Regions from separate parts of the Homo sapiens genome. Here region 2 is linked to region 1. Evidence: chromatin loops called from intact Hi-C (ENCODE). Cell type or tissue: heart right ventricle. All regions are shown on one strand. Each heading gives the region's core, and the rest is flanking DNA. Links, peaks and the distances in the headings are about the cores only.

Region 1 (15,697 bases), core at 3,049-11,048:
GCCATTATTAGCATTTTAAATATTTTGCCTTCGATTCATTGGATGTTTCCCACCTTGTATGGGTGATCATCCTTTCATAATTGTATTGATTACTCAGGTTTTTTTTTTTTTTTTTTTTGAGACAGAGTCTCATTCTGTAACCCAGCCTGGAATGCAGCGGCGTGATCTTGGCTCGTAGCAACCTCTGCCTCCTGGGTTCAAGCGATTCTTTTGCCTCAGCCTCCCGAGTAGCTGGGACTACAGGCTCCTGCCACCACGCCCGGCTAATTTTGAATTTTTAGTAGAGACAGGGTTTCACCATGTTGGTCAGGCTGGTCTTATACTCCTGATCTCAGGTGATCCGCCCACCTCGGGCTCCCAAAGTGTTGGGATTACAGGTGTGAGCCACCACACCCAGCCTCAGGTTTCTTTATAGTGATCTGCCTGGCCGTTCCTACACTTTGCCCATTTATTGGGTTGGGGTTTTGGGGTTTTTTTAATTGATTTGTAGGTACTCTTTGTATATTCAGGATACTAATCCTTTAATGGCTGTGTTACTTTTTTGGAGGGTTGTATTACTTTTGCAATCACTGAAAAAATTAGTTTTTAAAGTAGATTCATGGGCTGGGTTCAGTGGCTCACTTCTATAATCCCAGTGACTCAGGAGGCTGAGGCAGAAAGATGGTTGGAGGCCAGGAGACCAGCCCAGGCAACATAATGAGGCCCTATCTCTAAAAAAGTAAATAATAAAAAATAAAATGGATTCAAATTTATTTTTTCCTCTGAATCCTAAGCTTATGGATATGCTGTATCTCTTCCAGCTGCTGAAATGAGGCAAAATGACAAAATCATGTGCATATTGGAAAACCGGAAAAAGAGGGATAGGAAAAATCTCTGTAGGGCTATCAATGACTTCCAACAGAGCTTTCAGAAGCCAGAAACTCGCCGTGAATTTGATCTGTCCGACCCCCTAGCCCTTAAGAAAGATCTTCCAGCCCGGCAGTCAGATAATGATGTTCGGAATACGATATCAGGAATGCAGAAATTCATGGGAGAGGATTTAAACTTCCATGAGAGGAAGAAATTCCAAGAGGAACAAAACAGAGAATGGTCTTTGCAGCAGCAAAGGGAATGGAAGAACGCCCGTGCTGAACAAAAATGCGCAGGTAATGAAACAGAAGAGACGAGCTGGTCTCAACGCTCTCTTCAACAAACCAACCCTACAGTTTTTTTTTTTTTTTAAGCAACCCTACAGTTTTTTTTTTTTTTTAAGCAACCCTACAGTTTTTGTGGGATTTGTTTAAAGTCCTACCAATGTGCACAGACAGCCACATGCTACTTTGGCCCTGTGGGGAAAGAAAAGTCAGAGCCTGCCCTCCAGGAGGGAAACACCTGCAATGACACCTCAGTCATGTGGAAAACACTTTCCGTGTCGGGGTCCCAGTTGGATGCCGGCGTGCAGAGGTAACTCAGAATCGGTCCCTGCCCTCCCAGTCTGCGGGGAAGGTGAATGGGAAAGATGCAGGTCTTCCTGAGTCTCTTGGGTGCTGTGGTAGAAATTCCTACAGGGGACTTTGGGGGTGTAGTTGCAGGCATGGTGGTCACATGCCCTCACCAGGACTCCCCAAGCCCAGGGAACCTCTTGGGCAAAGGCTCCAAGGCATGAAACAGCCTCTCATTGAGGGAACTGCAGAAAGCCCCATGTGTCCTCACTGAGGTCAGCAGCATTCTGCTCTCCCAGCTCCTCTTCATGCCTGCACTCGAGCAGCACTGACCCGCCCAGCCACTTCTGTGCCGGAAAGACCGGGTAACGAAGACGACAACATCCCTGCTCTCTTGGGGTGTGTCAGCGGGTGATGGAATAGTGAGGAGCTATGAGGAAGACAAAACAGGGACCAGGCACAGAGAGGAATGCACTCCGCCTTCTTGAGCGCCTCCTCTCTGCTTGTTAGTTTGCAGTCTCCTTGCTCGGCCCATCCTCCTCCAAGCCTCTTCTCTCCCCAGTCTACTCTCCATGAGTGATGTCTCCCCAGATCATCTTCTCCCATTCTTCTCCCACTCCTACCAGATTTATGCCCTCCCTGCTCCACTGGAACTGCCCTGGCCAACCTCACCAGTGACCTCCATGTCGCCCAATCCAAGGTCGGTTTTTGACCTTCATCTGGACCTAACAGTCGATCACCTCCTGCTCCTGGAAATGCGCATGCAATTCAGCTTTCAGAACACCACTCTCACATTAGCTCCCTTCCCATCCAGGTCCTTTGTTGGTTTCTCATCTGCTCAACCTCTGGATGTTGTTCACACCAGTGCTCTCCTCTACCAGCTAAACTCACCCGAGTGATCTTGTCCGGTCTCATGGCTTTAAATGCCACCTATAGGCCATCATTTCCCAGGTTTATACCTCCAGCCTGGACTCTTCCCTGAATCCAGACTCATAAATTCATCTAACTTCTCTTGGATGTCTAATGCACTTGTCAAGATCAGCACGAGTCCAATAACTCTGTTCTTCCCTGCAGACCTGACCTTCTACCCACATCCGTGACAGCTCCTTTCTTCTAGCTGCCCAGGCCCCAGCCCAGGTAATCTTGACTCCTTCCTTTCTCTCCATTTTTCAGCTACTTTCCACACCCTCCAACATTCCCATTCTGAACTAAGGCTATCAGCATCTCTCGGCTGGGCGCAGTGGCTCATGCCTGTAATCTCGGCATTTTGGGAGGCTGAGGAGGAAAGATCACTTGAAGCCAAGAGATCAAGGCCAGCCCGGGCAACAAAGTGAGACCTCATCTCTACAAAAAATTAAAAAGTTAGCTGGGCATGGTGTCGTGCCCATGTAGTCCCAGCTACTCAGGAGGCTGAGGCAGGAGGATCACTGAGCCTGGAAGGTCAAGGCTACAGTGAGCCGTGATTGTGCCACCGCCCTCCAGCCTGGCCAGCAGAGTGAAACCCTGTCTCAAAAAAAAAAAAGACCGGGCACAGTGGCTCATGCCTGTAATCCCAGCACTTTGGGAGGCTGAGGCGGGCAGATCACGAGGTCAGGAGATCAAGACCATCCTGGCTAACACGGTGAAACCCCATCTCTACTAAAAATACAAAAAATTAGCCGGGAGTGGTGGCGGGTGCCTGTAGTCCCAGCTACTCGGGAGGCTGAGGCAGGAAAATGGCGTGAACCCGGGAGGCGGAGCTTGCAGTGAGCTGAGATTGTGCCACTGCACTCCACCCTGGGTGAGAGTGAGACTCCATCTGAAACAAACAAACAAAAAGCATCTCTCAGCTGCTCTTTGGGTCTCTCCCCTTATCCTACAGAGTAAACATTTCACTCAGAGTAAACGATTTTTTTCAGAGACCTACAACGCCTTCACAGTCTGGCCTTATCTCCTGCTATGCTGCCCTCTCACTCCATTCTTTCCACACTATCTTGCTGTTTTCAGACGTGAGTATATCAGGCTCACTTCTGCCTCAGGGCCTTTGCATGTGCTGTTCCCTCTGCTTAGAAATGTCTTTCCCCAGATATCTGTAGGGATCACCACTCTCCTCCAGGGCTGTGCTAAAGTGCTATCTTATCAGTGAGGCTTCCCCTGACCCCCCTATTTTAAACCCTGTACCCTCCTCCCACCCCACATTCCGTATCCTGTTGCTTAATTTTTCTCCATAGCCTTGATCACTGACGTGTTGTATGGTTCATCCATCTCCCAAGTGGTCTAAATTTCCACCTCTGGCCAAAAGGCTTTGTTTCAGCTGTGGACTTGGTTCTTCAGCAGTCTCCTTGACATCTCACAGGACCCTTCACAACATGTCGGAAAGCAGCCCTGGATCCTCTTCTGCATCTGCTCCTTTTTCCATCTTTCTCCTCCAACTAACTGGTACCTCCTGCCCTTAAACCAGAAGTCTAGGGAATCATCCATGACCCACCCCTGACTCCAGGCCATCTCTGACTCTTGTCCCTTCTACCTCCTGCATATATTTTGAACTGTCCGCTTGTCCCCATCCCTGCTGTCACCCTTGTGATGCAAGCCACCATCTCAGCTGAACAGACCTCTGCCAAGATCTTTCTGATGGCCTCCACTTCCTTTCTTGCCCCTCTCTGGTCCATTCCCAAAACAGCAGTCAGTGATACTTTTAAACAATGTGGAGTTTGGCCAGGTGCAGTGGTTCACACCTGTAATCCCAGCACTTTGGGAGGCCGAGGTGGGTGGATCCCCTGAGGTCAGGAGTTTGAGACCAGCCTGGCCAACCTCTGCCTCCCAGGTTCAAGTGATTCAACACTGTTCTTACTTTGGGAGGCCAAAGTGGGCAAATCACGAGGTTAGGAGTTCAAGACCAGCCTGGCCAACATGGTGAAACCCTGTCTCTACTGAAAATACAAAATTAGCTGGGCGTGGTGGTGCGCGCCTGTAATCTCAGCTACCCCGGAGGCTGAGGCAGGAGAATTGCTGGAACCCAGGAGGCAGAGGTTGCAGTGAGCCAAGATGCACCACTGCACTCCAGCCTGGGCAACAGAGCGAGACTCCATGTCAAATAATAATAATACTATTATTATTATTAATACTATTATTAATAATAATAATTAAATAATTAATTATTATTTAAATGCCACCTATAGGCCATCATTTCCCAGGTTTATACCTCCAGCCTGGACTCTTCCCTGAATCCAGACTCATAAATTCATCTAACTTCTCTTGGATGTCTAATGCACTTGGATGTCTAATTAATTATTATTATTAATAATAGTATTATTAATAATAATAATAGTATTATTAATAATATTAATAATAATAATAGTATTATTAATAATAGTATTATTAATAATAATAATAGTATTATTAATAATAATAATGTTATTATTCTGCAAAGGAGGTATGTCCTGCTTCACAGGTAAGGACACAGGCTCAGCAAGGCTAAGTAATAGTTGAGGTTAACAGAGCTCGGAAATGTCTGGGCTGGGATGTGAGCCTCCTCTGACTCCAAATCTTCACATTTTGCTTTTGGACCTTCTACCTTGACCCCTTCACCTCCTACTCTTCCTCTTTCTCTTACTCATTGGCCTGACCAAGTCCTCCTGCCACTCCACAGTATCTGTCATCTGGCCCCACTTCCTCCATAGAGTCCTGTCTGGTTTCTTGCTCTTTCACTTCTGGATTCCCCTGAATCCTTTCCCAAAACCTCTGCACCTGCTCCCAACCCACTTCTTTTGTCCTGCAGGTCTCAAACGTCATTTCTTGGGGCTGTAGAGTATCTCTTGCCCACTGTAAGGATGTAGCTGCCTCAGGATAGAGCAGGACAGCAAGGGGCACACCACCAGCCTGTCCCAGGACCCCAGCATAGTAGTGATCACTAGCACTCATCTGGGAGCTTGACTCTCCCACAGCCTTCAGAGGCAGGTCCTGTCATTATTGTTCCCGTCCTCATGCTCATGGCTAAGGACGTGGTAGGAGGCAAAGGCACGAACGGCCACACGTGGGAAGGTGCTCCTGTGGCCAGGTCGATCTGATTGCTTCTTGCCTCCTTTCAGAGGCCCTCTACACAGAGACAAGGCTGCAGTTTGACGAGACAGCCAAGCACCTCCAGAAGCTGGAAAGCACCACCAGAAAGGCAGTTTGTGCATCTGTGAAAGACTTCAACAAGAGCCAGGTATAGGTACTCCGCGACCTCGGGCTCGACGACTGGAGGGGAGGATGAGCCCACTACGGCTTCCCAAGGCTCTCCGGCTTCCCTGGGATCCCAGTCTCAGCCTGCTCCCTGGTCACATGACCGGCCCTGACAGAGACCCTGATGGGCTGCCTGATGACAGAGATGGATGAGACCCAGTCCTGTGCCTTAGCTCTGAATCTTGGAGGGAAACCTGCCAAACTAGCCATGTAACCTGGGGAAGTCAGCTCACCTTTCTACACCTCGGTTTCTTCTTCTGTAACATGAGGATGGTGACATCCACCTAGACTGTTACCGCCTAGCTCTGCTCCACTGCCTGGTGCTGGTTTCCATTCTTCCCACCTCTCAGACTTCCCCTTTACTGAGAACAGCTACTTGGATGCTCACCGATGGCAGGGATGATGAAGAAGATCATAATGAGCTCGAACACTGGGGCCTCCTGAGACCTCCCACCTCCTCTCTAAACTCTGGCCCCCCTCCTCCCACACACTCCCCTCCCCTCCAACCTGATGCTGAAATTGCTGAAATAGGTTCTTCTTTTTGTTTCTTTGGTTTTTTTGTTTGTTTGTTTTTGAGACAGGGTCTCACTCCATCACCCAGGCTGAAGTGTAGTGGCACGATCATGGCTCACCGCAGCCTCGACCTCCCAGGCTCAGATGATCCCCCCACCTGAGCCATCCAAGTAGCTGGGACTACAGTCACGCGCCACCATGCCCAGCTAATTTTTGTATTTTTTTGTAGACACAGGGTTTTGCCATGTTGCCCAGGCTGGTCTCAAACTCCTGAGCTCAAGCAGTCCTCCCGCCTCAGCCTCCCAAAGTGCTGGGATTACCACATCTGGCCCTCTTTTCGTTTTGGAAATTAGAGCTCGCCCCCCTGCCTCTCCCTCCCCCCACAAGGTTTTCTTTTCGAATGCAATTCTGTTTTCTGGTGGGTGGGGACTTTGCCTGGGTTCATTGATCAGGTTCGCTCGTCAACTAGAACTATGGTCCCCAAAGAAGGCTGTGCAGGATCTGTGGGAGAGCAGATACCAGAGCCCTGCTTTATATTCATTTTTAACCTCATCACTTTTGATTTCCATGTACATGTGTAGTTATAAGCATGTGCTATCATTAAGGTATAGTAGTACCATGCTGTGAACTAAATATATTGGAGATACAAGCTCAAAACTGTCCTGGTGGAGGCAGGCAGTCAAAAATCCCAGAGAGGCTGGACCAGACACCAGAGAATGTGGGTTTTCAACACGGGGGAGAGGAATGAGGAGAGCCAACTGCGGGGGCTGGGGAGGACCAAAAGGCAAAGCAAGACACCTGAAGTCCGAGCTCACCACCCAGTGAGCTGCAAAGGTCTTAGAGATCATCCATCCCTGCCCTTCATTTTACAGAGGGCGACCAAAGAGGGGAGGCTGTTTGCTCCAGTCCCCACTGCAAGTGAATGGCAGGATGTGGGGCCCTTGACAATTAGTCCACTGTTGGCTGGTGATCTGCTCATTCATTTATGGAAGCGATGGTGATGATGATGATGATAATTCACTCATTCATTCATCAATTCAACCAATGTTTATTGAGCCCTTCCTGCTGGGCATTGGAGTGGCTTTTGCTAAACCCTATTGTCTCATTCATCAATTTATTCATTCATATATTCTAGAAGATGTTTAATGGGCATCCACAGCCTGCCTGGTTTTCTCAGACCCCCGGCTCCTCACGTGGATGCCACGAGGCAGCACCATTGCAAACACTCCTGCACTGGGAAAAGCCGCCCTCTGGCTTCTGCAGCTCTGCTACTAACTACAACTAGGCTTTTTAATTAACCTGGGATGTTAATCCAAAGCCCAAGCAGGCCGGTCCAGTTCAACAGGAAGGACACACGTGAGGGCCTCCAGTTCTTGGGTCGGGGCTCATTTCGTCAGAGAGGCATTGTGGCATCAGGGTGTGGCACGCAGGCTCTGGAGCCCGACCACACGGGGTGCAGACCAGGCTCTGCCCTGCAGCCTTGGGCAGGCCACCCACTGCGTCCATTTGATCATCTGCAGAATGAGGAAGCGACAACACCCTCCTGTGTCGGTCAGAATGTGCTAACCCTTGCTGGGATAAGAAGCAGCAGTCTCAGTGGCTTAAACAGAAAGTTGATGTTCCATGCATGCTCCCTGCCCGCCATGGACAGGCTGTGAGGCCTGTTCCTTGGCATCCTCACTTTGGAGCCCAGGTCCTGGGATGGAGCGACCGCCAGCCAGAGGATCCCTGCAGGAGGAGGGAAGGAATGTGGCTAGTCCCCGCAGGCTTCCTCCCAGGAGCAGTACTGCCACCTCTGCTCACATTTCTTTTTTCTTTTTTTTTTTTTTTTTTGAGGTGGAGTCTTGTTCTCTTGCCCAGCCTGGAGTGTGTAGTGGCGCGATCTTGGCTCACTACAAGCTCTGCCTCCCGGGTTCACACCATTCTCCTGCCTCAGCCTCCCAAGTAGCTGGGATTACAGGCCTCTACCACCACGCCCAGCTAATTTTTCTATTTTTAGTAAAGATGGGGTTTCACCATGTTGGCCAGGCTGGTCTTGAACTCCTGACCTTGTGATTTGCCCACTTTGGCCTCCCAAAGTAAGAACAGTGTTGAATCACTTGAACCTGGGAGGCAGAGGTTGCAGTGAGCCGAGATTGTGCCACTGCACTCCAGCCTGGGTGACAGAGCGAGACTCCGTCTCAAAAAAACAAACAAACAAACAAACAAAAAAAAACGGGTGTAGGGGCTTGGAAGGATGAGCTGACTTCCTTAGGGAGTACTCAGTGGCAAGTCCGGTATTGAAGTTGGGCCTGTCTAACTACAAAGCTTGTACTGTGTGACTCAATCAAGCTGGCCTCTGGTGAGCACATGTGGGAGGCCGGCTCCTTGCAAACTGCCCTGTCCATGTGTTACTGAGGACAACTGTAAACCCAAGTACATGTCTCCTAAGCCATCTCCTGACTTTACAGAGAAATGACTGCAGCCCAGAGAGGGGAGGTGACTTGGTATAGGCCACATAGCCAGGGAACCCCCAGGGAATCAAACAGAAATGAGACCTGGAATTACTTTGTACTGGGGGCTGCAGCTCAGGACCACTGAAGTGACAGTGCATTTTCTACCACTGTTGTCAATCACTCTGTTGAGCGTTCTTTGCAGCCCACAGATGTCCAAGGGTTGCCAGGGGCATAGAGCCCTGCCTTGGGTGGGACCAGGCCCACGCGGGGTGTCGGCCTAATCCAAGGAGGGAGTTCCCTGCCTTGGTAAGTTGGTGCAAGACCCGGAGCTCTTATGCATACACCCAACAGGTGGTGATCCCCCGAGTCCAGCCCACCCGCCCAGCAGTGCGCAGGCAGCCAGGGGTTCAAGGACCCACCCACATCCGTGCCTGACAAGTCTCCCCTCCACCCGACTCCTGCTGCCCTTAGCATATCCTCCCCTCGAGGGCCCCCAGTGAGATTTGCTGGCCTGGGTGTCAGAATGCCCCTGGGGTCACTCGGACCATCTTCTTTAATGTCTTCACCTGCTTAGGCCATCGAGTCAGTGGAAAGGAAAAAGCAAGAGAAAAAGCAAGAACAAGAGGACAACTTGGCCGAGATCACCAACCTCCTGCGTGGGGACCTGCTCTCCGAGAACCCGCAGCAGGCAGCCAGCTCCTTCGGGCCCCACCGCGTGGTCCCTGACCGCTGGAAGGGCATGACCCAGGAGCAGCTGGAGCAGATCCGCCTAGTCCAGAAGCAGCAAATCCAGGAGAAGCTGGTGACTGCCCCGCCCCTTTTTCCAGAGCCCATAGAGCCAGGCTCTTTGCTCCCACTGCCTTCCAGGCACAAATGTAGTTGTAGCAGGCCTTGTGCTCTGCCCTAGCACCTGCCCTCAAGGAGTTTCCCTTCTAGTCGGTGGGAGACAAGAGCCAGATAGTGTCACACCCGTATGATGTGGCATTAGGAGTAGGAGTGCCAAGATAGAGGACAGTAGAATGGGAAGACATTGAAGCAAAGACCCAAAAGAGGGTAGGGAGGGAGCCATGTGTCTACCTGGGAAAAGGGCGACCGGGCAGGGTGAGCTGCAAGGGCAAAGGCCTTGAGGCAGGACCCTGCCAGACCTGCTCAGAGAAGGGCGTGGAGCCTGGTGACTAGAGTGGAGTGAGGAGAGGGGCAGGTACGGAGGCCTCAGAGGCAGACGGTCGAGGTCCTGGCAGTCCACTGGGGAGGACTTTGGCTTCTTCTGTGACGGAGACGGGGAACTCTGCAGGGTTTTGGACAGAGAAGTGACAGGATCTGACTTAGGTTGAACAGGATCCCCAGCGTGATCCCCCTGGATTGAGGGCAGACACTAGGGGCTGAGGGGGAAGGAAGGAGATCTCCAGGAAGGCCTTTGCAGTGTTCACAGCGAGAGGTGATGCTGGCTGGGACCACGGGGCAGGCAGTGGGGGTGCTGAGCAATGGTCAGATTCTGGATCTGTTTTGAAGGTAGAGTCGACAGGATTGGATGCATGATTGGGTGGGGACGTGTGAAAGAGAGGAGTTAAAGGCGACTCTAGGTCCTGTGGCCTGAGCAACTAGAGGGATGGAATTGGCATTTCCAGAGATGGGGAAGGTGGTGGGAGGAGCAGGTTGGTGGGTGGGGAGGGGTGGAAATCAGAGTTACAATTTTGGATACGTCAAGTGTGCAAAGTCCATTAGATATCTGTATCTATTAGGATTACATTTGCCTGAATGTGGCAGAAAACCACACATAACAGCATCTTAAACAAAATAGAACTTTCTCTCTTGCAAGTAGACTAAATCCTCAGGAAAACAGTCCAGGGCTGGTATGGCAGCTCTGTGGTCATTGACTGATGTCCTGCTATCCTTGGCTCCTGGCTCTCACTTCTTAGTGCAAGATGGCTGCTTGAGCACCAGCCATCACATGCATAGTCCAGCTACCAGGAAGGAGGAATGGAGAACACTCTAAGGAGATTTCCACTTACATTTCACTGGACAACACTTAGTCACAAGGTTGCCCCTAACTCTAAAGAAGTCAAGGAAATGCGTTTATTCCAGACAGTGAAGTGCTGGTGATTGTTTTACTAAAGAAGAACGAAAAATGGTTACTGGGAGACAAGTAGTATTTTCTGCCACAATCTCCAATTAAAGCCCAGGAGGCAGCTGGATATGTAACATAGGGCTCAGAACAAGGTCTGGGCCAGAGGCATAAATGTGAGTCGTCACCTACAGAGAGAATGTATGCATGTATTTTGAGACAGTCTCACTCTATCACCCTGGCTGGAGTGCAGTCATGCAGTCTCGGCCCACTGCAACCTCTGCCTCCTGAGTTCAAGCGATTCTCCTGCCTCAGCCTCCCCAGTAGTTGGGATTACAGGCATGCACCACCACACCCAGCTGCTTTTTGTATTTTTTGTAGAGGTAGGGTATCGTCATGTTGGCCAGGCTGGTCTCAAACTCCTGGTCTCAAGTGATCCACCCACCTCAGCCTCCCATAGTGCCGGGATTACAGGCGTGAGCCACCATGCCCGGCCCTACAGAGAGTATTTAAAGCTGAGGACTGAGTCCTGCTCCCACCTCCCCAGCACCCCCCTTCTCACCACCACTGTTGATAAAGAGCAAAGGCATCTGAGAAGGGGCCGCCAGGGAGGTGGACAGATGCAAGCCGTGGTTTCCTGGAGGCCAAGTGAGGAAAGGTGTTTGGGAGGGAAGGAGAGGGGAACCCCTGGGTCAAACGCTGCTGCCATGCTCAGGCTAAACGCTGGATCCAGCACCATGGCAGTCACCAGGGACCCTGTCAGGAAGGAGCATGTTTGGCAGAGGAGTGGGGCTGCCAGCCTAATGGGCTCAAGAGAGAACAGGCAGGAAACGAATGGAGATGGCACATGCAGACAGCACTTACAAGGCGTTTGCTGTAAAGGGTGCAGAGAAATGGAGTAGGAGCTGGTGGGGGCCATGAGGTGAAGGGAAAGTTTTTGTTTGTCTTGATTGTAGAAATAACAGCATGCTTGTCATTCAGCCGGAGTGATGCAGTAGAGGGGGAAATTGATGCCAGAGGAGAGACTTGCTGGAGCCGTGTCCCTGGGCTGCAGGAGAGCGAGGGACATGGAGTGCTAGTTGAGGGCTTGGTGTGGCCTCTGGGAGCTCAGAGCCATCACTGGAGTCACGGGAAGGGGCATCAGGGCGGGAGCTTGCGGGTGAACAGAATTGAGACCTGAGTTGATCTGTACTGGGGGCTGTGGCTCAGGACCACTGAAGTGACCGTCATTTTCTACCTTTTAGAAGTAGAACTGAGCAGGGCCGGGGGGAGTTAGTGCTAAGTGGTCATCTAGAAGAGCTGGAGAGGGAACAGCCTGGAGGAAGGGGACAGGATGGTCAGACAGTGCCCAGGGCCCACTAGGGGGTCATAGTCAGATGACTGGGTCACCCCATAGGTCTGGGTCACCCCATAGTCTGGGTCACCCCAGAGAGCACTGTCAGGGTGTCCCCCACCATGCTTAGCCAGATTCATTGTGGTCACCGCCTGCCTGATCAAGTGAAGGACTCAGGGGGCCGAGGGTATTGGCCTGGGAGCATCTGCCATGAGACGAACCAGGGGGCCAGAGAGAGATTGGAAAAGTGGCGGCCAGCAGACTGGAGGTCACACTTTGCGGGGGGCATAATCATTGGAATCAGGGACTTGGAGAGAGAGTGGAAGAGACAGGTTAGAGCAGTGAGACTGTTATTGGTAATGACAACGGAAGGGTGGAGGGTCCCAAAGGGAGGGTCTCCGGACCCACAGCATCGGCCGGGTGGGGCCTGCAGTCTGTGGTTTCGAAAGCCCCCAGGGGATTCTGATGCCTACTCAAGTTTGAGAACCACTGGTAGGGTGTGCCCAGTGGGTGAGAAGGTGAAGCCGGGACTAGATCTTTGGAGAGGAGGCAGGAGAGCTGAGCAGCTGGGGACAAGAGAGGGCTGTCTCTGTGTGTGCTGAAACCACTGAGAATCCTGGCAGGAGAGATCTGGAGAGGGTCTCAAACCTGCAAAGAGTGGGTGGAAGAGGCCAGGCTGGGGTGGCAGGTGCCATAGTTGGTGTAAGCTTCTGATCTGGTGGGTCTGGGGAGGAGGAGGGACAGTGGCGGTGGCGTGGACCAGGGCATGAGGAGTGGGTGGGGCAGCTCGTCCACCTGCTTCCCTGCAGGCCAGAGGTGCACATGTGTGGGAGGCTGCAGTGGGGCCGGGACCTGGGCAGGCAGGGGGCGTGAAGTTCAGGAAGTAGTCCAAGGTGGAAAGGGCGCCGGGGCTGGAATGGGGGTCCAGGGCCCTGCTCTGTGCTTCAGGACTGCCGCTCTGCCTGGACCATCTGGCACAGGAGATCGGCCGGCCATCCTGAAAGCAGTATTGCTGTCTAGTTTTCATTTTTTGTAGAAAATTAAGAAGACAGAAAAGCACAAAGGGGGAAAAACACACATGAAACCTCCCCACTCAGAACTACTGCCCGCTTCCTTTCTGGGTCCTTGCCTCCATCCCCTTTTCTATGCTTGGAGGTAACTGGGAAAGTTGAGATCTCACCTCAAACAGCTGGGCTGTCTGCTTTGCTCTTAGCCCGGGTGAGTGTGTCCCATGCCATTCCCTGTTTGCCACCAAGCAGCTTGTGTGATGACCCTGGGCTCCTGAGAGCAGCCTGGCTTTACAGCGGGGGACACTGAGGTTCATGAGAGCAGGGTGACTTGCCTCGTGGGTGACAAAGCCCGCCAGCCTGCCTTCAGTCCCAGGATGGGGCCGCCCAGACCCCCGTGCCACTCACCGGACACATCCTTGCTTATTTGGCGGGAGGAGGCTCTGCCCTAAAAATGGCAAACGTGGGCAAAGGGGACTCGTCTTCAGCCCTAACAAAGCTGACAACACACGGGGAAGTACCCCTTCCTCCACACAAATCCAGCTTCCTCTTCCAGGGCTCCAGAGTTTTCACAGTGAGGAGGGCAGTGAGGAATGAGCTGAAACATAGCAACTCAGGGGTTGGGGTGCCCCTCTAGGACCATAACCTTCCTGTCACCGGGTGAGGCTGTGGTGTCTGCATGTTCTGGAAGCTGCCCAGGTGATCTGCGTTCAGCTGTGGGGCAGCCGGCCATGGCTCATGGAGGTGGCATCTGACAGCTGACTGAGCCAGGGAGCCCCCTGAGGACCTGAGAAGGAAGACTCTGGGCCCAGCCTGCACCTGGGAGCCCTGCACCCCGGAGCTGGGAGTGGAGGCTGCTGTAGGAATTGAGTCCCTGCTGTGCCTTTAGGAGAAGGAGGACGGCCAGCACCTCCTGACGGGGGAGGGCAGCTGGGCCACATGGAATGAGGGCAGGCTGGGGGTCTCCTCTGGCTTCCTGCATGACATCGGTCACCTACCTGCTCGTCCTCTGAGCCTCAGTTTCCCCATCTGTAGAATGAGAGGCCAGGCCTCCTAGATAATCCCCTGGGGTTCTTTGGCTCTGGGGAAAGGTGGTGGTGAGCCGCCTCTTTTCCTTCCAGAGGCTCCAGGAAGAAAAGCGCCAGCGAGACCTGGACTGGGACCGGCGGAGGATTCAGGGGGCTCGCGCCACCCTGCTGTTTGAGCGGCAGCAGTGGCGGCGGCAGCGCGACCTGCGCAGAGCTCTGGACAGCAGCAACCTCAGCCTGGCCAAGGAGCAGCATTTGCAGTGAGTGCTGGGTGGGACCAGGGCCAGGTGGGGGACCGGGTGGAGGGACCGCGGGGCTGTGGAGGTCAAGGACGAGGAGGGGGCAGGAGGGGAAACACCCCGCCCTGGTGGTCCTCATCTGGACACTGTGGACCTCAAGTGGGCTGGCTTGGGTTGACAGACCCATGGGCCACAGGTCACTGCTGTCCACACGGGGTGCATGGGTGGAGGGCACCGGAAAGCCCCAGGGAAGAGCACTGAGTCTGCTGGGGGAGTCAGGAAGGCTTCCTGGAGGAGGCTTCATTGGTGAGACCCAGGAGGAGGATGGCACTGCCTATTCAGGGACGGCTTTCCAGGTAGAGAGAGGGGCTCCTGGGCTGCCCCAGAAAAGCCTGGAGTCTCTTGGTTATAGACAGGACTCCAAGAGTTCAGAGCTCCAGCTACAAGAAGATGTCAAATGCAAGCAAACAGGTGAACTTGCACCTGAAAAACACAGTATTTATTTACTTATTTATCTAGCTCTTGGCTTAAACTCAGGGGGGACCCAGGAATATTTTCTCCAATCCGATATCTGGTTGCTTGTGGGTCCATCTGTTATCACTTCTGCTGAAGGCCTAAAAGGAGCATTAAGAGTGATCTGAGGGCTGGGCTCGGTGGCTCACGCCTGTAATCCCAGCACTTTGGGAGGCTGAGGCGGGCGGATTATGAGGTCAGGAGTTTGAGACCAGACTGGCCAACATGGTGAAACTAAAATAAAACTAAACTAAAAAGACAAAAATTAGCCAGGCATGGTGGCACACAGTTGAAATCCCAGCTACTGGGGAGGCTGAGGCAGGAGGATGGCCTGAGCCCAGGGGCTGGAGGCTGCAGTGAGCAATGATCGCACCACTGCACTCCACCCTGGGTGGCAGAGAGAGATGTTGTCTCTAAAAACAAGAAAAGAATGATCTGAGAAATCAAACAGGGTGAACACCCACGGAGATTTAATTTTCTTATGTCCCCAAATGTTACTGGTGTAAGTCCCTAATCTAACTGCAGTGTAATTAAAAAGTGACCCTCGCCGCTGAGGAGCGGTTGAGATGGATCATTTTGGGGGGCTCATTAGGTATGAAACGTATTCTGTATTTTGGGGATAACACACTAATAAAAAGTTTGTGTGCCTTTTCAAAAAAAAAAAAAAGAAAGAATAGGAAGTATACACATTTGCTGACCTTTTTTTTTTCTCATTTTGTTATCAGGAAAAAATATATGAATGAAGTCTATACAAATCAACCCACGGGAGACTATTTCACACAATTTAATACAGGAAGTCGATAATGAGGAACACACCCTTGTTCCCGTCATTCACGTATAAAGAGTGGCTACCTTAAAGAGTCACGTTTCTTTTTTAAAGATACACTCCTTGGGCCACAAGTACCCTTCAGCTGTAATCGTCCACTGTGGACAAAACATT
Region 2 (11,320 bases), core at 3,054-11,053, 110 kb before region 1:
CTTAATTTTTTCATTCAAGGAACTAACATTTTGTTTTTGAATGCCTGATAGGCTCCAGGAATTGACACTGGAAATAGAGATGAGACGGTCCCTGCTGTCAGGGCCTAGGGACCTGGGGCATAAGACAAGTAGGTCGTTTTTATCTGGAGGAAGCTGTGTCGTCGCTGGCAGGGAACCCATCTGGGTGGGCATGGGATTCTGGGAAGGGGTGGGTGTTAAGGAGGGCGTCTTAGGAGTCGTGGGGAGGAGATGCTAAGCAGCAGGTGAGCTGATTCTTGAAGGTTGAGCTAGAGGAGAAGTTTGCCAGGGTCATTCCAGGCAGAGTTTCAGGGGACAGCCAGTATGTCAAAAGGCAGAGAGGCTGCCACGGCACACAGTGTTGGAAGGCGGGAGGTGTGGCTGGAGCACACCTAATGAAGGTGGCGTGGGAGTGAATGCTAACTGCGGAGAACCCAGCTTTGCTCCCGGAGGCCCACCGTGCCCTTGGCCCTTTCTTGAACGACTGCACCTGCCATTGTCCTGAGAAATGATCCAGCTGAGCTGAAGGAAGGTGGGAGGTGGTCAGGGGGAGAAGTGAGGGAAGTGTCTCGCTAGAGACCTGGTATGGGAGAAGCTGGGACTTTTGCAGAGTACTGGGTTTGAGGTGGGAGTGACAAGAAAGAGGGTGTGATTCTGAGAGCCAGTCAGGACCAAAGCATGCCCAGTTTAAGCTGAGTGGAGGGTTTGGTACTTAAAGGGAGTGGGTGGCCATTGAAGGGCTTTGGGAGGAGAGGGGCGGGAGTTGGTGTGTTTTTGAACCATCCATGTGGCTGTGGTGGGGAGACTTTTTTGGAGGAAGCAAGACCCTATGAGAGATGGGGGTGACCTGGACCAAGGCGGTGGTAGTGGGGGACTGTGGCTTTCTGGAACGGGGCTAAGCTTCTGAAAGCCCAGGCCCAGAAGACTGGTTCCCGCTCTTTCCTGTCTGAGCCTGGGGTCTGAACTTTAAGTGAGGTTTTTGTCCTATTACCGTAGGGTCTGTGGTCGCCTTAGTGCTTCATGGTGACTGTGTGTGTGTGCTTCACCATAGTCTAATGACCACACAGGACGCAGTGGGGCAGGGTGGGGAGAGGCTGAGTCTCAGAGGTGGGCCAGGACCATGCTGGGCTAGGGGTCCTGAAGAGAACCTGTGTGTGGAAAAACCACCCATCGTGCTTTTTCTATTATCTCACTCAACGACAATCAACAGAGATGTCTTCTGTGACCAAATGTGAGGAGAGGTTTCTCCCTGCCACCAAGCGGGCAGTCATTTGTGCAAGAGACACCAACTGGGTATCTTCCAATTCAGTTCTGATACTACCTGGAGATAGCATCAAATCTCGCAAGTTGAGGGCTCAGTCCCCCAAGACTGCCCTCCACCCCTTCGGACACCAGTCACAAGCCTGAGCCTCTGGAACTTCTGATCGATCAGCTTCAAGTTGGGGTTCCCATGACCCTTCCTTAGGTTTGATTAATTTGCCAGTCGCGGTGGCTCACGCCTGTAATCCTAGCACTTTGGTAGGCCGAGGAGGGTAGATCATCTGAGGTCGGCAGTTCGAGACCAGCCTGGCCAACATAGCAGAACCCCATCTCTACTAAAAATACAAAAAATTAGCTGGGCATGGTGGTGTGCACCTGTAATCTCAGCTACTCAGGAGGCTGAGGCACGAGAATCCCTTGAACCCGGAAGGCTGAGGTTGCAATGAGCTGAGATTTTGACACTGCATTCCAGCCTGGGAGACAGAGCAAGACTGTCTCAAAATTGCTATGGAACAGCTCACAGAACTCAGGGAAACACTCAGGTTTACTGGTTTGTTATGAAAGATATCGCAAAGGACACAGATGAGAAGATGCGTAGGGTGAGGCGTGGGGGATGCTGTGCAGAGCTTCTGTGCCCTCCCCGGGGTGTACCATTCTCCAGAAACTTCGGCATGTTTGTATTTATCTCTCAGGAAGCTCTCAGAACCCAGCCCTTTTATGCCTTTTATGGAGACGACTTAAGCATGTAGGCATGCTTAATTAAACCATTGGCCTTTGGTGATCAACGTAATCTTTAGCCCTCTCTTCCCCAGGTTAGTGGGTGGGGCTGAAAGTTCCAAGGATCTAATCCTGCCTTGGTCTTTCTGGTGATAAGCCCCCTTCTGAAGCTGCCCAGGGCCTATCTGCGTCAATCAGCTCATTAGCATACAAAATGACAGCACTTTGGAGATTCCAGGGATTCTAGGAGTAGTAAGACGGGAAACAGGATGAAGACCAAGTAGAGATTTCAACAAAATGCAAAGCTGTTGGAGGGGAGACAAGTTCAGATGTGTCAGAAATTTCCCTCTGGTGACTATGTGGGACTAGAGGACTAGAGGGGCTGGAACTGGAAGCAGGTGCCTTTCAGTGTCAGACATGTCGTGAGGGTTTTTTTTTTTTTTTTTTTTGAGATGGAGTTTTGCTCTTGTTGCCAGGGCTGGAGTGCAATGGTGCGATCTCGGCTCACTGCAACCTCTGCCTCCCAGATTCAAGCGATTCTCCTGCCTCAGCCTCCCAAGTAGCTGGGATTACAGGCGCCTGCCACCTTGCCCAGCTACTTTTTGTATTTTTAGTAGAGACGGGGTTTCACTATGTTGGCCAGGCTGGTCTTAAACTCCCAACCTCAGGTGATCCATTCGCCTCGGCCTCCCAAAGTGCTGGGATTACAGGTGTGAGCCACCACTCCCAGCCAAGTTGTGAGGGCTTTAAGACTGTGGCAGACGGTATGGATTAAACAGATTTAGGAAGAAAAATCTACAGGACTTGTTTGTTGAAGTCTGGGCTTAGGTGAGGGAGAGACAGACTCAGGGATAACTGCACAATGGAACTTCCTGTGGTAACCAAAATGTAATGACTGTTGTCCAGTACACACTGGCCGCTTGTGGCCGCCGAACACTGAAAATATGACTAATGTGACGCAGCTGTTTAATTTTATTTAGCTTTAATTTTAATTAAATCTAGGAAGGATTCCCTATCACACATCTAGGGTGTAGTAGGAAGCACACTGTTCCAGGCTTTGTTCTTTTATTCCATTTAATGCTTCCAGCAACCTTAGGAGGTATAAGATATTCTTTCCTTTGTAGAAAAAGTAAATAGGCTCAGGAATGAGTCCTTGCCCAGGTAGTAAGGAGTTCAGCCAGTACTGATTTGTTGGCCAGGCTGTTGCTGCTGTATCCTACCTCCTTCCCCCAAGGAGCCTGCAGCATCTCCTTGTCAGGAAAATGCCGTCCTCTTGAGTTGGTAGCATTGTTCCTCCATGTGGCCCTCCTTATCTGTTCCCACCCCGCCCCCCAAGCTAACATGGACAGTTGAATGATAAGCACACTGTGCAGGGGCTGGTCTTTTTCCTGGAGCTGCTCTGCCTGCCGCCTCTTCTATCTGCCTAATGGCAACTCTTTCAACATTTCCGGGGAAGGAGAAACTGTAGAAAACTAAACTGTGCCTTATTTGTAATGATTTGGTGGTAAAGAGGTAGAAATGAGTGCCTTAAAGTGTTGGGGTCACAGTGGACCAGACAATGCCCAGGCCGGTGGGAAGGGTATGGGACATGAGCCAGGAGTTACTTTATAGCTTGTTCCCAGCCCCGTGGGGGAAGTTGACAAAGTCACTGTCTCTTAGTCTCAATTTTCACTTCTGAAAAATTAGGGCATTTGGTTTCATGTAACCTTTAAGATCCTGCCCGCTCTGAAATTCTGTCATTTTACATTTTGTTGGAGGTTTACCTTCTAGAACATGTCTTACGTATCCTCTTGAGGTGGGGTAAAGGCAGGTGGGTCCACAAGCCCCTGGCCTCTGTCTTGGCGTGTTTTAACATTGGCTTGTTAAGTAACACGTTTATTTGAGTTAATGTGTCACATCTGGTGGACAAACTGTATGTAAAATGCTGAATGCTTTAGTGGATGGCAGAGTTCCCAGTAAAATATCAGGTATATTTGTTTGCCATTTCAAGCTGCACTGATGTTAGGAAGAAAGGCGCAAGAATATATAATACACAACTTGGGGCTGGCCTGTTAGAAGGGTTCACTATCGGCCTTGGCCAGGCTGTGGGTCATAGGAGTCGCCACCTCATCGGGTTATTGAGGTTAACTGAGATAGTGCGTGTAAAACGCTTAGCATTTTCCCTTGAATCTCTATTAAAGGCTGAAAAAGTGGCAGTAATTAATGTTGCTCTTTGAATTAATTTGTGACCAAATTAAACTAAATTTGAATTAGATTCTTTTTCTAGTGGTGGGTTTTGCTGTTTTCCTGGTTTGGGTGTATACGTCCAAGCAGCTCTGTTTGGTGGGACTGGTTTCAGGAATCCAATTAACTTATTTCCATCATTACAAAATAAGGCATTTTTCCCATTATAATTAAGTTCAACAGAATAAAAAGTAATTGGTTAAGTGGAGTGCGTTCAAATTAAGGGTTCATATTTTCTGTAAATTGAAGAAAATAACTCATCCTGAAGATCCCTTATTATTAGTAATGGCTGAGATTAAGTTTTACCAGAACCATGATTACACTGAAATGTAGTTGTGGTGACTGCCTTGGAAGAGTGGTGCTAGCGTGAGGCGGTTGAGAGTAACAGACACTGTACACTTTATTAAGTGCCTTTCAGATACGCGTCTCCCTTGAATGTCTGCAGCAGCCCCGTCGGTGATGTGCATGTTGGGATCCCCATTTGGGAGATGGAGAAACAGGTTTAGAGAGGTCTACCTGGCTGGGGGAAACAGGTTTAGAGAGGTCTACCTGGCTGGGGGAAATAGGTTTAGAGAGGTCTACCTGGCTGGGGGAAACAGGTTTAGAGAGGTCTACCTGGCTGGGGGAAACAGGTTTAGAGAGGTCTACCTGGCTGGGGAAAGGGTGGTGTTTCCTTGTCTCCAGATCCTGTGTTTTCTGCACCTTAGTCCTAATGCTGCTTCAGGTGGGGGTGTTGTGGTTTCAAGGCTAAGCCTCTCCTTTGCAGTTCCAGAAGCTTAATTTTTTGCCCATTTGTGCCTTGTTTCCAGTTCAGGTGACCCTAGTCATGCTAATCAAACTCACCAGAAACCTATCAGCTGGATCGCAGATGGTTCATTTGTGGTTAGAAATATGACTGTCACATGTGCTTGAAGACTGTTGCTCAGTGATTTGATTTGATTTTTGAGATGGAGTCTTGCTCTGTCACTCAGTGTGGAGTGCAGTGGCACGATCTCGGCTCACTGCAACCTCTGCCTCCCGGGTTCAAGCGATTCTCCTGTCTTAGCCTCCAGAGTAGCTGGGATTACAGGTGCGCACCACCATACCTGGCTTATTTTTGTATTTTTATTAGAGACACGGTTTCACCATGTTGGCCAGGCTGGTCTCGACCTCCTTACTTTAGGTGATCCGGCCGCCTCGGCCTCCCAAAGTGCTGGGATTACAGGTGTGAGCCTCCACATCCAGCCTTGCTCAGTGATTTCTGCCGCCACACTCTTCTCCTCTCCCAAGCCTACGTGGGAACCTGATGGCTGTGAAAAAGGAAGTTTGTGGGAATCACATCTAGAATGAAGGGAGAGGAGGATATTAATGAGCAGGGTCTGGCCGTTGAGCTTCCATAGCATGCAGTCATCTGTCTTGCTGAGGGTCATGCTGGGAAGGGCTTGCTTGAAGGCTCCCGGTCTTCCAGAGCTGCCTTGGTGTAGTCAGAATGCAGTGGATAGATTCTGGCCTCCTTTAAGGACATTCCAGTCCTCAAGATCCACCCTGGCTACACTGATTAAATTTAGTATTTCCCAGCCTCTTGTCTCCTGTCAGTAGCACATTTATAAATGCTTTCTTAGTGTGAGGCGCTTTTGTCACAGTGGCAGTGGTAATATTGGTACTAATAGCCTACTGTGTTGCCGGGCTTTGCTCTAAGGGCTCAACATAAATCAACTCCTTTGTAGTCACAGTGACCTTGTCTGACTTTGCAAATTCTGGGGTCATTTTATGATCACTGTGGATTGACTACAGGTGAGTTAAAGGTGAGCATTCGGAAACTTTGCCGAGTAAATGTGACACCACTCACTCCTGTGTGAGATGGATGTAGTTTGAGCTTATGTTTACTCTGAGTCCCTCTTGCTTCATTGTAATCAGATGCTGCTTGGACACCCTTATCTCCTTGCTTTTTGAAACTGCTCAAAGCCCATGTGATCATCTATTTATAGAAAGAAATTAAGAAAGTTGGGCACAGTGGCTCACACCTGTAATCCCAGCACTTTGGGAAGCTGAGGCAAGTGGATTGCTTGAGGTCAGGAGTTCGAGACCAGCCTCTGACCAACATGGTGAAACCTGTCTCTACTGAAAAACCACAAACTTATCCAGGTTTAGTGGCGTGTGCCTGTAATCCCAGCTACTTGGAAGGCTGAGGCAGGAGAATTGCTTGAACCCGGGAGGCGGAGGTTGCACCAAGCCGAGATTGCGCCATTGCACTCTAGCCTAGGCAACAAGAGTGAAACTCACTCTCAAAACACACAGAAAAGGTTTTCTTAAAGGATACTTTTGAGGATCCCAGAATCTGGACACTTCCAGTTGATGGTTTGTGCTTGTTAAGTGAACATATAGCTTGTAATGGAAAGCGAGTAATTTAAGGTTTTTTTGTTACACCACTTTTAATCATTACAGTTCTTGACACACATTCCCCTCTCCCCACAGAGCCTCGTGATGTTCGTTCATTCGTCCATCTGCTCTGTTTTCCTTGGCACTCTGGGCTTCTCCCTGTCCCGCCAGGGTTTAAACAGCCACAGCCTATTTGCTAGCTCAGCGCCAGGCCCAGGTCCCGGCCCAGCAGGTTCTTATGCCAGGCTCGCTGGGGCCACTCATGCAGTTGTGGCCCAAGGCAGCCTTGCTCTTGTGTGGGTGGATGGTACCTCGGCTGCCCACCAAGTGGCAGGCCAGAGCTCTGCAGGGCAGAATTCCACCGGGACAGGCTCTGTCGTAAAGGGTGTGTCGGACTTGTACTTGCTTCCCGTTATCCCATTTGCCGATATCTCAGTGGCCAAAAAGTCACATGGCTAAGCCTGGAGTCTGTGAGGGGCTGTAGAAGGGTGTGGCTGCCAGCAGGCATGAGGGGCGGGGCCATTAACATCCTACCACGGTAGGGTTGTGAGGTACTTTGTTTTACTACCTGTAAATAACAAGTTCGATTTTGGTAGCTTGTATTTTGCATTGAACTCCGTTTGATGAACGTTTACGTAGTGCTGGATGCCAGGGTTTGAAGAATAAGACAGTCTCTAGCTACTCTATGCTAGTTTATAAAATGCTAGTGATCTTAAGTTCTAAGCAGACAGCATCCTGGTAAGAGTTTGGCTTTGGATTAAAAAAGACAGGAACTGCTTATAAGAATCTCTGCTGGGGCCAGATTTTGCTTTCAGAAATGCTGATAGGTCCTTGAAAAAAAAGAAGGGTTGCTATGATGACTTGGCTCTGGGCCCACACACCGTGGTGACGACATAGTCACTAAGGAAACCGAGAGATGCAGCGTCTGAAAGGCCTCCGAAGGGTTTTGTTACTGTTTTCTGGGATCTGATTGGCTTAGACGGTGTTTGGATGGGAGCAGAACGCTGGAGCTTGCTGTCCTGCTGAAACTTCTAGGACCTGGTGCCGAGTGCTTTTGAGATCACCTTACTTGGATTTTGGTTTAAAAACAAGGGGGAGATTTAGGGTAATTTCTAGATTATTGTGAGATTTGACTCTGATGTTTAGGCTGCTGTAAAACAGGAAATGAGGTAATGTCTTTAAACATGTAGTGTGATAATGAACTGTAAATGTCTAAATATGGGCAACTGTGCAGTTCAAGTTGCAGAGTTGCTGTGTTGAGTTTTTATATAATTGGGTACTTTCCGTGTTGGCTCCTTTGATCCTTAAAAGTATGCATCAGTATTAAAGTCTAGAGGCCCATCTGCCTATTGAGGTTGGACTCCGTGTGGTTGTGTTTGAAATACTGTCTGAGGAGCCAGCACCAGACCTGCAGTTCAGGCTGAGAAAGAGGTTTTGAGCACTTAAGCGAGCCACAGACCACCCAGGAGTGCGAGCTGTGGCCTGTTACGTAAGTGTTAGGAATAGTGTGATACCTCGTTCTTTTGAGAAACTTTGAAATCACTTAATTTCGGAGTTAAATATAGCCTGCAAAAGTTTAATTTGTTCATACTGTTTTTGAAGATGTGTAAATGCAGTATTTAGGATTTGAATTTGTAACCATAATCACTTATATGTGGAGAATCGAAAGCAATTGAACAGTGGTTGAAAGAACTAGAGGTAGATTTTGAAAGTTCTTTACTGTGGTAACAGTTTTAGGCATGTGGTTTTTTTACGTCACTGGTTGACCAGTGCGTGTTTAAAAAATAGTCTAAAATGTCGTGTACAGACGGCTGAACTAAACAAGCCCTTCTCATAGACAGGGAGGAGTAACTATTTGGAAGTGATGTGGATTATTTTGGGGGGCGGGAGTAGGGGGCACTTGAATTAGCCAGCTGATGAGCCCTCTTATCGTCCCCTTCCAAATAGGATTGAACAGGAGTGGCTCCCAAGTCCTGCCCCACAGCAGGAGGCCGGGAGTGTGCAGGCCGCCTCATCCACAGGCCAGAGCCTGAGCTGTTGGACTCAGCAGTTCCAGCTGCCAGAGCACTTTCATACAGAGGCCTGAGCTTTCAAAACTCGGCCCATTGGCAAGAATCCATGTTTTATGGTTAATAAAACTGAGGATTGGTGAACAGTTAAATCAGTCATTGAAATCTCAGGGGTGGGGTCCAGAGTTGCTTATATTATTAATAGATGGTGGAGGGATTATATTATACAGCGGAGAAACTCAACTTCTGTTACTTTCCTTAGAAAGTATCTAGTAGATTAAAAAAACAAAAGATTAGTTTGATGACTGATGTTAACTCCTCAATGGGAAGAAGGATGTGTTAGGGCCAAGCCCCAGCCCGGACTCTGCCAGTCTTTCCCTGGGGCAGGTTACAGGCATCTGTGAGCCTCGTTTTCTTTGCCTGTGGACTGTGATTTCTTAGCATTTGGGGTAAGGTCGCAGACATGTTTGGGAGTTGATGGAAGCTGTGAACTCTCCCTAGGAAAATATATGCATGGACTTAGGTAGTTGTTTACATTTTCAAAGGATAACGGGGATCCCATTTAGCTCTGCGATCTAATGATGCTTATGGACTGATTAAGCCTTGTTTCCTTACCCTGGAAAATTACTTTTGATGACCTGATTCTAGTGGCTGGGTGTGTGTGTGTGAGTGAAGATTACACATGTGAAAAAGTGATTTTTCAGCCAGTTGCTGTGGCTCATGCCTGTAATCCCAGCACTTTGGGAGGCCGATGCAGGCGGATCACAAGGTCAAAGATCGAGACCATCCTGGCTAACATGGTGAAATCCCGTCTCTATGAAAAATACAAAAATTAGCCGGATGTGGTGGCGCAGGCCTGTGCCACTGCACTCCAGCCTGGTGACAAAGCGAGACTCCATCAAAAAAAAACAAACAAACACGTAATTTTTCTTTTTCTTTTCTTCCTTCTTCTTCTTCTTTTTTTTTTTCTTTTTAAGACAGGGTCTCACTCTGCGACCCAGGCTGGAGTGCAGTGGCACAGTCGTGGTTCACTGCAGCCTCAACCTCCTGGGCTCAGGTGATTTTACCATTCAGCCTTCCAAGTAGCTGGGACTACAGATGAGCACCACCACATTGGCTAATTTTTGTATTTTTTGTAGAGATGGGGTTTCCCCATGATGTTGCCCAGGCTGGTCTTGAAATTCTGGGCTCAAGGGATCCTCCCACCTCAGCCTCCCAAAGTGCTGGGATTACAGATGTGAGCCAGCGTACTCTGCCAAAGTCATTTTCAGTCAGTGCTGGTTTGGATGTGGCAAAGCGAGCACTGACGTGTTCTGCTGACCACTTTTCTGGAAAGCGGTTTGGTGGTGTGTGCTAAGATATTTTACAGTGTTCATACTCTCTAACTCAGCAGTTCTTCTCAGAAATCTCTCCTAAATAAATAATTTCACAATATACAGGCTTTGTGCACTAAGTCGGTGGTCAGGGTGTTATACTAACATTCTGCATCAGACATGTGTCAGTAAGAGAGAATTCCATATATATACATTACACTTACATTTATGAATAGTTTTTAATAACATAAAGGAGATGTATTTATTTTAATGCATGAAAAAGTAGGATATGCACTGTGTTCTCAAATTATGTCAATACTTTTGTTTGTTTGTTTATTTTTGAGACGGAGTCTTGCTCTGTTGCCTAGGCTGGAGTGCAGTGGCGCGATCTCAGCTCACTGCAACCTCCACCTCCTGGGTTCAAGTGATTCTCCTGCCTCAGCCTCCCTTGTAAACATTTTTAAAAGAGAGTAGAGGGAATATATAAATGTTAACAGTTACTGCTCACAGGTCATAGGATTATAGGCAAAACCTTATTTTTCTGTATTTTTCCTTGCTTACAGTAGATATTATTTCTAGAATTGGGGGGAAACGCGATTTTGGAAAATTTTTATTTTTTATTTATTTTTTATTTTTGAAACAAGGTCTCACCCTGTTGCCCAGGCTGGAGTGGAGTGGTGTGACGTGGCCATGGCTCATTGCAGTCTCAACCTCCCAGGCTCAGGCGACCCTCCCACCTCAGCCTTCCTAGTAGATGGGACTACAGGCATGCACCACCATGCCTGGCAAATTTTTTTATTCTTTGTAGAGACAGGATCTTGCTGTATTGCCCAGGCCGGTCTTGAACTCCTGAGTTCAAGCAGTCCACCTTGGCCTCCCAAAATGCTGGGATTACAAGCATGAGCCACCATGCCTGGTCTGATTTTGGAAAAATTAAAGAATATGGAGATAGCTTGGTGAAAGAGACCCAGATGGTTTGGGATTTCTGTTTTTATATAAGGTAAGAATTGGCTTTTTACTTGGATGACTTCTTTAGAGTGGATTTCAGTAAGGCCGAGGGGAGGGCTGGTGCCTTGGAGCTGGTGCCGATGCTGAGGATGGCCATGCTCCAGTCCAGTGCTCTGCACCTTAGAGCACTCGTTGGCTTCCTCTGCAAAACCGCCTCTGGCTTCGCTTTGTTGTGCCGCTTGCTGTGTTTTGCTTCTCTGATAAGTCATCTGTGTTCATGTGCACTGGAAATTCTTCTAGAGCAGTGTCCCAAGAGACAGCGAAAACCCCAGCTCGGAGCCCACAGAGCCCATCCTTCATCTGCTCCTGTGTGTGCGTTTTCCTTCTGTGCTGTCCCGTGTAGAACAGCGAGAGTCCAACCAGCCTGATGAGTCTCATGAGATGAGGAATGGTGGCTTAGGAAGCATTTTGGAT

What was found. Hi-C counts contacts between places; a loop is a spot of excess contacts. Peaks named below come from ENCODE experiments on the same cell type or tissue, not always from the same donor. Only the 100,000 strongest peaks of a DNase experiment are listed, where the experiment ranks them.
Region 2: it touches region 1 in a loop (2.9-fold over the local background); 32 of 110 quality-filtered maps call a loop at or near these places.

What each region holds. Positions count from the first base shown.
Region 1 is chr22:45,416,802-45,432,498 of GRCh38, forward strand. It overlaps RIBC2 (RIB43A domain with coiled-coils 2), which reads left to right. Exons shown (of 7, transcript NM_015653.5): 3 at 801-1,145; 4 at 5,489-5,607; 5 at 9,147-9,374; 6 at 14,099-14,265; 7 at 15,483-15,697. The coding sequence ends at 15,561. Among named protein-coding and RNA genes, the nearest start is that of RIBC2, 11 kb to the left of the region's middle. In heart right ventricle, for the core only: no CTCF peak of the experiment used is centred there; a DNase peak (open chromatin) is centred at 7,630; H3K27me3 peaks cover 450 bases.
Region 2 is chr22:45,310,896-45,322,215 of GRCh38, forward strand. The region is part of intron 1 of FAM118A (family with sequence similarity 118 member A); the gene reads left to right. Among named protein-coding and RNA genes, the nearest start is that of FAM118A, 6.6 kb to the left of the region's middle. RefSeq lists enhancers at 101-909, 7,587-7,636, 7,687-7,756. In heart right ventricle, for the core only: a CTCF peak has its summit at 6,894; DNase peaks (open chromatin) are centred at 6,886, 7,466 and 8,591; H3K4me3 peaks cover 1,198 bases; H3K27ac peaks cover 3,938 bases.